2 separate regions of the Mus musculus genome follow, and region 2 is linked to region 1. The links are chromatin loops, found by intact Hi-C in ENCODE. Cell type or tissue: heart. All regions are shown on one strand. Links, peaks and the distances in the headings refer to the core of each region. The heading gives the core; the rest is flanking DNA.

Region 1 (5,735 bases), core at 1,783-4,282:
TTTCTAACTGTTCAACTATGACACAACATGTTAAAGAAATGCTCAGATTGCTATTTCTAAGAATGCAATACCAACACATTAACAATGCTATTATCTCACTATGATCATCAATGATTAATCACTAGCATCGACCCAAATTAGCCCTGACTCAACACAAGCTTTAAGGCGTAGTATAAGCACAGAAAACCAAGCTAAAAATAATCATTTGCAAATGAGTAAGAAAATAGATACAAAAATATTCCACAACAAGGAAAAATGATAACCTTCCTACCATAAGGAGATAAAAATATGTGTAAAAGTAGTCAGCTTAAACATCAGTCATACTGGGATGGAGAGACAGCTCAGCGGGTAAGAGCACTGACTGCTCTTCCAGAGGTCCTGAGTTCAAATCCCTCCAACCACGTGGTGGCTCACAACCATCTGTAATGGGATCTGATGCCCTCTTCTGGTGTGTCTGAAGACAGCTACAGTGTGCTCATATAAACAAAATAAATCTTTTTTTTAAAAAAATTAGTAATACCAATACAGGGAATAAAACCAATGCAGAGTTCCTATACGAACTGAGGGCTCTTTGGCTCACCAAACAACACAGGAAAAGGATATGTCTCTTAAATTGCAGTAACACCTGGAACTCCCAATAGCAATGAACATTTGGTAATAGAATAGAATGCTGTCCACTTCTTAAGTGGATACCTTGGTATATTTTATGCCAAGTGTAAAATATACACCACTAGCAAACTATACACAAATTTCCCTATAAAAATGATCAGCTCTTTCTCAATGACAAATACTCGCAGGATGCCTCCAGTTCTTCTCCTCTTGGCCTCGGCATGATGGACTGCACCCTTCTTAACGGGACTCTGCCGTCTGTGTGGAGGCTCTGAATGCCCTTTGAGTCACTGAGGCCTGAGTCATTGTGGTCACTATGAAAAAAAGAGACTAGTTCAGTGAGAGAGGGGGGGACAAAAGCTGAGCGTAAGAGAAGGATGGAGTCTGTGTCAGCCATGTTGTGTGCTGTGCTATCTCCTAGGCCAAAAAGCTGTGTTCCCCCGGAGCATCTAGTCCTCTGGGCTGGATCAAGTGGCCAGGAATGGCTCTCTAGCTAGGATAAGCAGGTAGCTGACAAAGTACTAGATAATAATAAAACTAATAGCCAAAAGACATGGAACCAACAAACTCAACTGGTTGACACATCGCTAATTGGTAACTACTCAAATGTGAATGCATGCATATGAAGGCTGTTTGCATGATCATGATCTGGGCAGTTCTTCCTCAACAGACATACATCATGCCGCAGAAATAAAAGGAAGGTGTGAGCCCATACACACAAACAACTAGCAACTCTCCGCAGCTAACCAAAAGTCCTCACGAACATAGCTGACTATGAAACACAGCTAAATTATACAGAATGCAAAGAATTTATCTAAAGGGGAAAGCTAAGCAATTATTCAATAATTTCCAGCAACAAATAAGCATTCCACTGATCTCCCAAATCCAAGGCAATCAGACTTCGGACAGGACTCTCAGCTCTACGGCTGGAAACCTGCCTCAGAAGGCAAGCAATTCTTCCCTTTCCAGATGAACACTTCCACCACCCATGAACTATAAAGGCTCACGTATTCTCAAGAGCTTTTTCTCTTATAAAAGTGAAGGGAATAGTGGCTGGGGGGGCTCACAGGTTTTAAATCAAGATTAGATAAAATCAAGCCTTATCAGATAAGCAACAAGTCTACCTCAAAAAACGAAATTAAAGGGCCTGGAGAGATGGTTCAGCCGTTATGAACACTGGCTGCTCTTCCAGAGGACCTCAGTTTGCTTCCTAGCACCCACATGGCAGGCAGCCCACAACTCTAGAGACAGGCACTGTGATGCCCTCTTCTGGTTTCTGAGAACAACAGGCCCACATGTGGTGCCCAGACATACATGCAGGCAATAACACCCATACACATAAAAACAAACAACTTAAAAAAGAAATGAAGAGATGCAAAAAGAAATCAACCCAACAGTTAGCCCCATGACTTCAGAAGACTGCCTTCAATGTCTTCATTAATATGTTAAAGCACTATGTTAGGTGCATCCTGCATTACATCAGCTGTGCCACCCAACAAACCGTTCTTATAATAACTTGTCTCACTGCAGCACAAATCTCAAGTAAGTCAGTGAGATACCGGGTTATGGATAAATGCACAGTGCTTTCTGGTTTGTTTGTATGTTTGTATTTGTTTCTTCAAGTAGTTCAGGTCAGACCACCAAGTAAGATGTAAGTTACCAGTACTGGCAAATACCGGGGGATAAAATTAAGATTGTAACTCTTGGGAAGGGAAACACTTGAAGCAATCAGTATACACCAGCCTCCATCAGTGACAGTACTCTGGCTTTGCCTAGTTATGCTCAGTGTGTGGCAAGAATCCAATCTATTTAACATCTAAAAATGTGTCACCCCATTGAGAAGCAAACAGTAAGTCATAAAGTGCAAACATGAAGGTGCAAGCTTTGTCCAGATACTTACAAGCTCACTCCACGACAAAGGAAGTGGGACAACCTGAACTCCGCAAGGTAGAGAAGAGTCTAAAATGAAAACTTCAGTGGGCTTGCTTGTCTGAATCAAAGACCTAAAGTCCTATTAGTCTGACAAAGCCTGAACGGGAGCTAAGTGAGTAAGAGTTCAGGTTTTCCCTACGAATGTTGGGTATTCCCCTCCGAAGACCACTGGAAGAGGGGAGAAGTCTTAAGAGAAAGAAAGCAATGTATTGCAAAGAAAGCAATGCTGAGCATGCAAGCCTTGGCTGCTCATCTCGCAGATGAGTTAGGTCAAGACGTCCTTCTCATCTTTAACCCCGAGGGTGAAAAGAGCTGCCTCTGGAGCGTCTCCCTGCAAGCCCCCCAAGGCCATCTCGGGCCACCTTCCCTACGAGCCTGGGGACGCGGACACACCCCCATGGAAGATGTCACCTCGGCCTCCTCAGCCCCTCGCAGCCACCCTCCGCCGCCAGCCGTCCTCACCCCGAGATCCCTGCTCTCCCGCCGCGCCGACTCCCGCGTGCCTCCTCGGCCTCCCCGGACCGCGGGGACGCAGCGCCGAGAAGCATCCACACCGACCACGGGCGTCCGGGACACTGAGGCTCCGAACTCTGCTCCAGCCGGAGCTCGCGGATCCTGGCCCGGAGCCGCGCTTCCGCCTGGCGCGGGCCGCGGTCGCCAGCGGGACCGGAAGTCCCGCCTCCGGCTATGGGCCCAGGCCTCCTGCTACTCAAAGCCGCTGCAGCTGGGCTGGGGTGCAGAGGCACATGCATCTCCTGTCTCCGTCTTAGCTGTCACTTAGCCAGTCTACAAATGCTGGGCCAGGTGTCCACTAGATGACTCTGAGACCGACCTCTGAGCCCACATTCTGGTTGAAAGTTGAGCTAAACAAAAGCAGTAGCTAATCAGACACCGCGAAGGACTATGTTTTATTTAATTCATTCAGACTGTTTCTTTTCTCCATCACTCATGAAACAAGAAAATGGTAGACGGAGAACCACACCTTGACACACTGTCTAGTTATCTTTAGCTCTTGTTTTTTGTTAAAACCTACTTTCATGTCAGGACTCTAAGGATAACTAAGAGGCATTGAAGTCAAGGCTGGGGACTCTTGTATCTCCTTATCCTTCACAATGTAGCAATTTTGAATAATTCTCTTTTTCTGCTTTTTACTATTAATTTGGGTCCTTTAATTGGCTTACTGAGGATAGGTGGCTGAACCTGGTGTGTTGGAGCACAGGCTGTAACCCTACAAGAAGCACAATTTGTTGTAACACAGCAGTGCTGTGGGAATGGTATGGTGTGTAGAGTTGAGCAAGAAGACGGACTATAAATAACAATTTCAGTTGAGACTGAATTAAAGAACAAATAAGAGTTAAAGTAGGCAAGGACATGCATAGCAGTATACCAGAAAGTAAGAGCCTGTCTTGTTCAGGCAACTGCATAGAAGTACAGTCAATTAAAGTCCAAGACCTCAAAGGCAAGAAAAAAACATAGACAAGACCAGATGTTGCTGTACTTTCGTAGTGGTTTGTAGATTTGGCCCCCCCAAAGATTCGTGTTTGAATGCATGGCCCACAGGGATTGATACTATTAGAAGATATGTCATTGTTAGAAAAGGTGTGGCCTTGTTGGAGGACATGTGTCACTGTAGGGGTGGGCTTTGAGGACTCCTAGTGCTCAAGCTCTGCCCAGGATGGAAGAAAGGCAAAATGCAGAACCCTCAGCTCCTTTACCAGCACCATGTCTGCCTGGCTGCTGCCATGTTTCCTGCCATGACGATAATGGACTGAACCTCTGAAACTCTAAGCCAGCCCCAATTAAATGTTTGCCTTGGTCCTAGTGTCTATTCACAGCAATGGAACCCTAACTAAGACAACTTTATACCAAATATTTTAGCTTCAAATTTCATACAACAGAGTCAATGGAGTCACCATTAGAATAGACAAAACAGCGGATCCTGGGGTTGCCCAGAGTGACTGTCCTAGCTAACAAAGAAAAGAAAAACCTGAGACTGGGCGTTTTAGCTCAATGATCATGGTATGTACCAACTCGCATGAGGCCCTGGGCTTGCTATCCAGCATCCTACAAACCTGGCATGGTGATGCAGGCGTGGAAATGTAACACTCAGGAGGAAGAGGCAAGAGCATCAGGGGTTGCAGGGCGTCCTCAACTCCATAGCCAGGGTGAGGCCAGCCTGGGACACGTGAGATAGAAAGGGAAGTACAGGAATCAGAGGAAGGGTGCTGAGGAAAATAAGAATCTGTAAGACGCCATGCGTAGAATGCAGTCTTCCCTCCAACAACCACACCCAAATGAAACACACTGAGTGGCTACTAACCCCGCCCCCAAGGCCCCAATCTCTGAGGTTGCCTCAACCAAGAGAGATGCCAAGCAAGTGAGGAACCAGGGAAGGGGAGGCTCCAGGGACAGCAGCGAGGGCTGTTGGTTCTGCTACTATTTTCTATTCACTAGTAGTTTCAAATATACTCTTGGCATAGCAAGCTCCCCCAGCCCCTTCCTTCTTGTTCCTTTTAAAACAAGATTTCACTATATAACGCAGTCTATCCTTGAACTCATGACCCACCCACTGCACCCTGGATCAAATATATACAGCTCCTCATCTCAGGAACTTTGAGTATGGCATAGGGGCACATAGAGAGAAGATGGCCGTTCAAACTGAGCCCCATGCATGGCAATGTCCTAAAAGAGAAAGCTATGAGCAAACGCCTCTGCCGAGGATCAAAGTTTCCTTTGATTCCCTCTGATTCCTTCACTTTCCTTCCTGTATCACGTGTCCCAGGCTGGTCTCACCCTGGCTATGGAGTTCAGGATGCCCTTCAACTACCGATTCTCTTGCCTCTGCCTCCTGAGTGTTAAATTTCCACGTGTGCAACACCATCCAAGGTGTCCTGTTTGCTTTGATTACAAGAAATACCCATATATATTTCCAAACCTTTTCATTTTAACATCCAGAGAGCAGTTTTCTATCTGTACCTTAGGGAGTGTGTCCAGATCGTGCCCTTGTCTAAGATAATCTGCTTCACAAACCCTACCAGATGTGCCCTGAGTAAAAGGGCCCATCCTCCTTCTCATCATAAACTAGACCAGATGTTAACACTTAACCCAAACAGGGCCAGAGAAATTTCTTCTGCATGAAGATTGGTCTCAATTTGCATACTGAAATGAAAATATCATGAAAATCTAGAATTAAG
Region 2 (2,500 bases), core at 1-2,500, 74 kb before region 1:
AACCAGAAAGGCAAACCTGAAGACCAGATAAACAAGACAACTGTTCGTCTTAACACACGAAAAGCAGAACTTGCCGTTGCAAGTTATCGGCACACAGGAGTGAGCCTGCTTCCCAGTGGCACACAGGAGTGAGCCTGCTTCCCAGTGGCACACAGGAGTGAGCCTGCTTCCCAGTGGGCCAGAGCTTCCTTCTGGTCTGCTGGCTGCCCAGTCACAGGAAACTCAAGTCCCAGTCTGGAATCATCCTCTTGTGAGTGGAAGGAACATATTTCATCAGGTCCACATGAACAATCAAAGTGTGCTCTGCAAGCCATGCACCCTGCTGAAAGGCATGGCTGCTCACTCTCGACCAGAGTCAGAGTGAGTTTTCATTCCACACAGAAACATACTTTAGAAATTAAGACCAGTCTGAACTTTTTTCTTTTTTTGTCATTACAGATAAATTACCCATTCTCACTTTTTAAACAAAAGTCAATTTTGCTACTAACAAGAGTTTAAGCAGTAAATCCAATCCTCATGTAGCCATCACTGCAACAATTAGAGTGCTCATAAGGCATGGCATTTAATTAGCTCAGATGCAGCTAAGAGGAGCACACGGGACTGAACCTCAGAAATGACCCGGGGTAAAACTGAGCCCGGGGCTGCCGATCCGATCGGACCCTGCGGAGGCACTCTACCCAGCTGCTCTCTGGACAGGCTGAAAGACTAATTTACTGTCCTGAAACACTTCAGTGGCAGATGTGAGTAAAGTGACTCCTAGCGTCCTTACCTATCGTTCTTATCAATGGCCATGGCAGAGGCACACTTGCAGTAGTTTCCCCAATTCAGGCAGAGAAGGTATAAAACAATACACTTCACTTTAAATCTTGGGTTTCCTTCCAACTCCACAAAGAAAGCACATTTTAATAAACTTAGGAATAGCAGACCCTCCTCTACTGCACCACATTACAAATTCAAATGGACACTGCAAGATTTTTAAAGTATTAAAACTCTATTCAGCATTTACACTGAAAACAAGTAAACTGGATTTTTAAATAGTCTTAGAAAATAGGTTCAATTTAAAAACAAATTCCTCTAAAACAACAAACACCCATCTAGAGAAGCAGAAATAAAGAGATTACCTTTCCTTTAAAAGAAGAAACTTCAAGGCACAGTTTGGTCTGCAAAAGCTGAGGGTAGCCACAGCCAGGGCTGAGCAGGCTGGGGGAACTCAGAACAGAAAGCAGGAGCTGGCAGGAGCAGAGCAGAGTGGAGCGGAGGAGCGGGAGTGAGTGACAGGCACAAGCAGAGGCTCTGAATGGGCAAGTCAGGGGCTGGGACTTCTCTGTTTGCTCTGGGATAGGAGGGAGAGTTTCTCAACTACTTAACCCCTTGAGGCAGAGCCTTAATAATGGCAACAGCTGGTACACAGAGGGACTTGATCTGAGCACTGAGGTCAGCCAGCCAGGATATGAAGGTGACATGTCATTTCTAGCCTTTTCCTGCTTCTGCAGGGAAATTGCAGCGAGGGCTGTTTTTAGTTATAACGCCCTTTGATCTTCTGGATTTAAAGTTACTCGGTAGATTAAAGCCATGTTGGTTGATGATGTTTGCTTGCTCAGCCTGGTTTAAGAGCCACAGACTCACTTTTCTGACACATCGGCTACTACATCTAAATTTACGCAAATAAACACCGATGCCTGTTTATTTCCAAGTTTGGGTCTTGTGTTCTTTCACAATTGGCTCTTGACATCCTGCTTTCAAAGGAGAAAGTTCACTGTTTTAAGAGAGGCAGTCTTTCTCCTCCCCTTCTTCTTTTAAGAAGGATGTATTAGCTCACATAAGTATTTTTCTCCCAAATTTCCCAAACAAAAATAGCTGTTAGCTAAATGGATTTGCTTTTTATAAACAGATGGCCACAATTATGCCAATGTAAAATTTTATATAAATCTTTATTTATTTTGCCATGATACTTAAATATATTTTTATTAGTTCTCTGAGAATGACGTACGTGCATACAATGTAAAGGAGGATGATGGGAGCTGAGGAAACGCAGAGGCAGGCAAAACGAAGCCATGCCACTGAGCAGCTACACAGCCCACAAAGGAAACGGTTTTTCTCTTTTTTTTTTATTAGATATTTTCTTTATTTATATTTCAAATTATATTCCCTTTCTTCATTTCGCCTCCAAAAAGTCCCCTATCCCATCCCCCATTTCCCTGCTCACTAACTCACCAACTCCTGCTTCCCTGTCCTGGCATTCCCCTACACTGGGGCATCTAGGTGACAGCAGATGCTGGTGAGGATGCGGAGAAAGGGTAACACTCCTCCACTGCTGGTGGGATTGCAAGCTGGTACAGCCACTCTGGCAATCAGTCTGGCAGTTCCTCAGAAAATTGGACATAGTACTACCTGAGGACCCAGATATACCACTCCTGGGCATATTCCCAGAAGATGTTCCAACATGTAAGAAGGACACATGCTCCACTCTTTTAGCAGCGTTATTTATAATACCCAGAAG

The links. Hi-C counts contacts between places; a loop is a spot of excess contacts. Peaks named below come from ENCODE experiments on the same cell type or tissue, not always from the same donor. Only the 100,000 strongest peaks of a DNase experiment are listed, where the experiment ranks them.
Region 2: a loop joins it to region 1, with 2.1 times the contacts of the local background. A loop is called at or near these places in 7 of 42 quality-filtered maps.

Annotation. Positions count from the first base shown.
Region 1 is chr1:183,218,320-183,224,054 of GRCm38, forward strand. Disp1 (dispatched RND transporter family member 1) reads right to left here and starts at 3,210. Exons shown (of 10, transcript NM_026866.3): 1 at 3,004-3,210. In heart, for the core only: no CTCF peak of the experiment used is centred there; a DNase peak (open chromatin) is centred at 3,192; H3K4me3 peaks cover 1,389 bases; H3K27ac peaks cover 1,191 bases.
Region 2 is chr1:183,146,259-183,148,758 of GRCm38, forward strand. The region is part of intron 3 of Disp1 (dispatched RND transporter family member 1); the gene reads right to left. Among named protein-coding and RNA genes, the nearest start is that of Disp1, 74 kb to the right of the region's middle. In heart, for the core only: no CTCF peak of the experiment used is centred there; a DNase peak (open chromatin) is centred at 1,303; H3K4me3 peaks cover 1,521 bases; H3K27ac peaks cover 1,425 bases.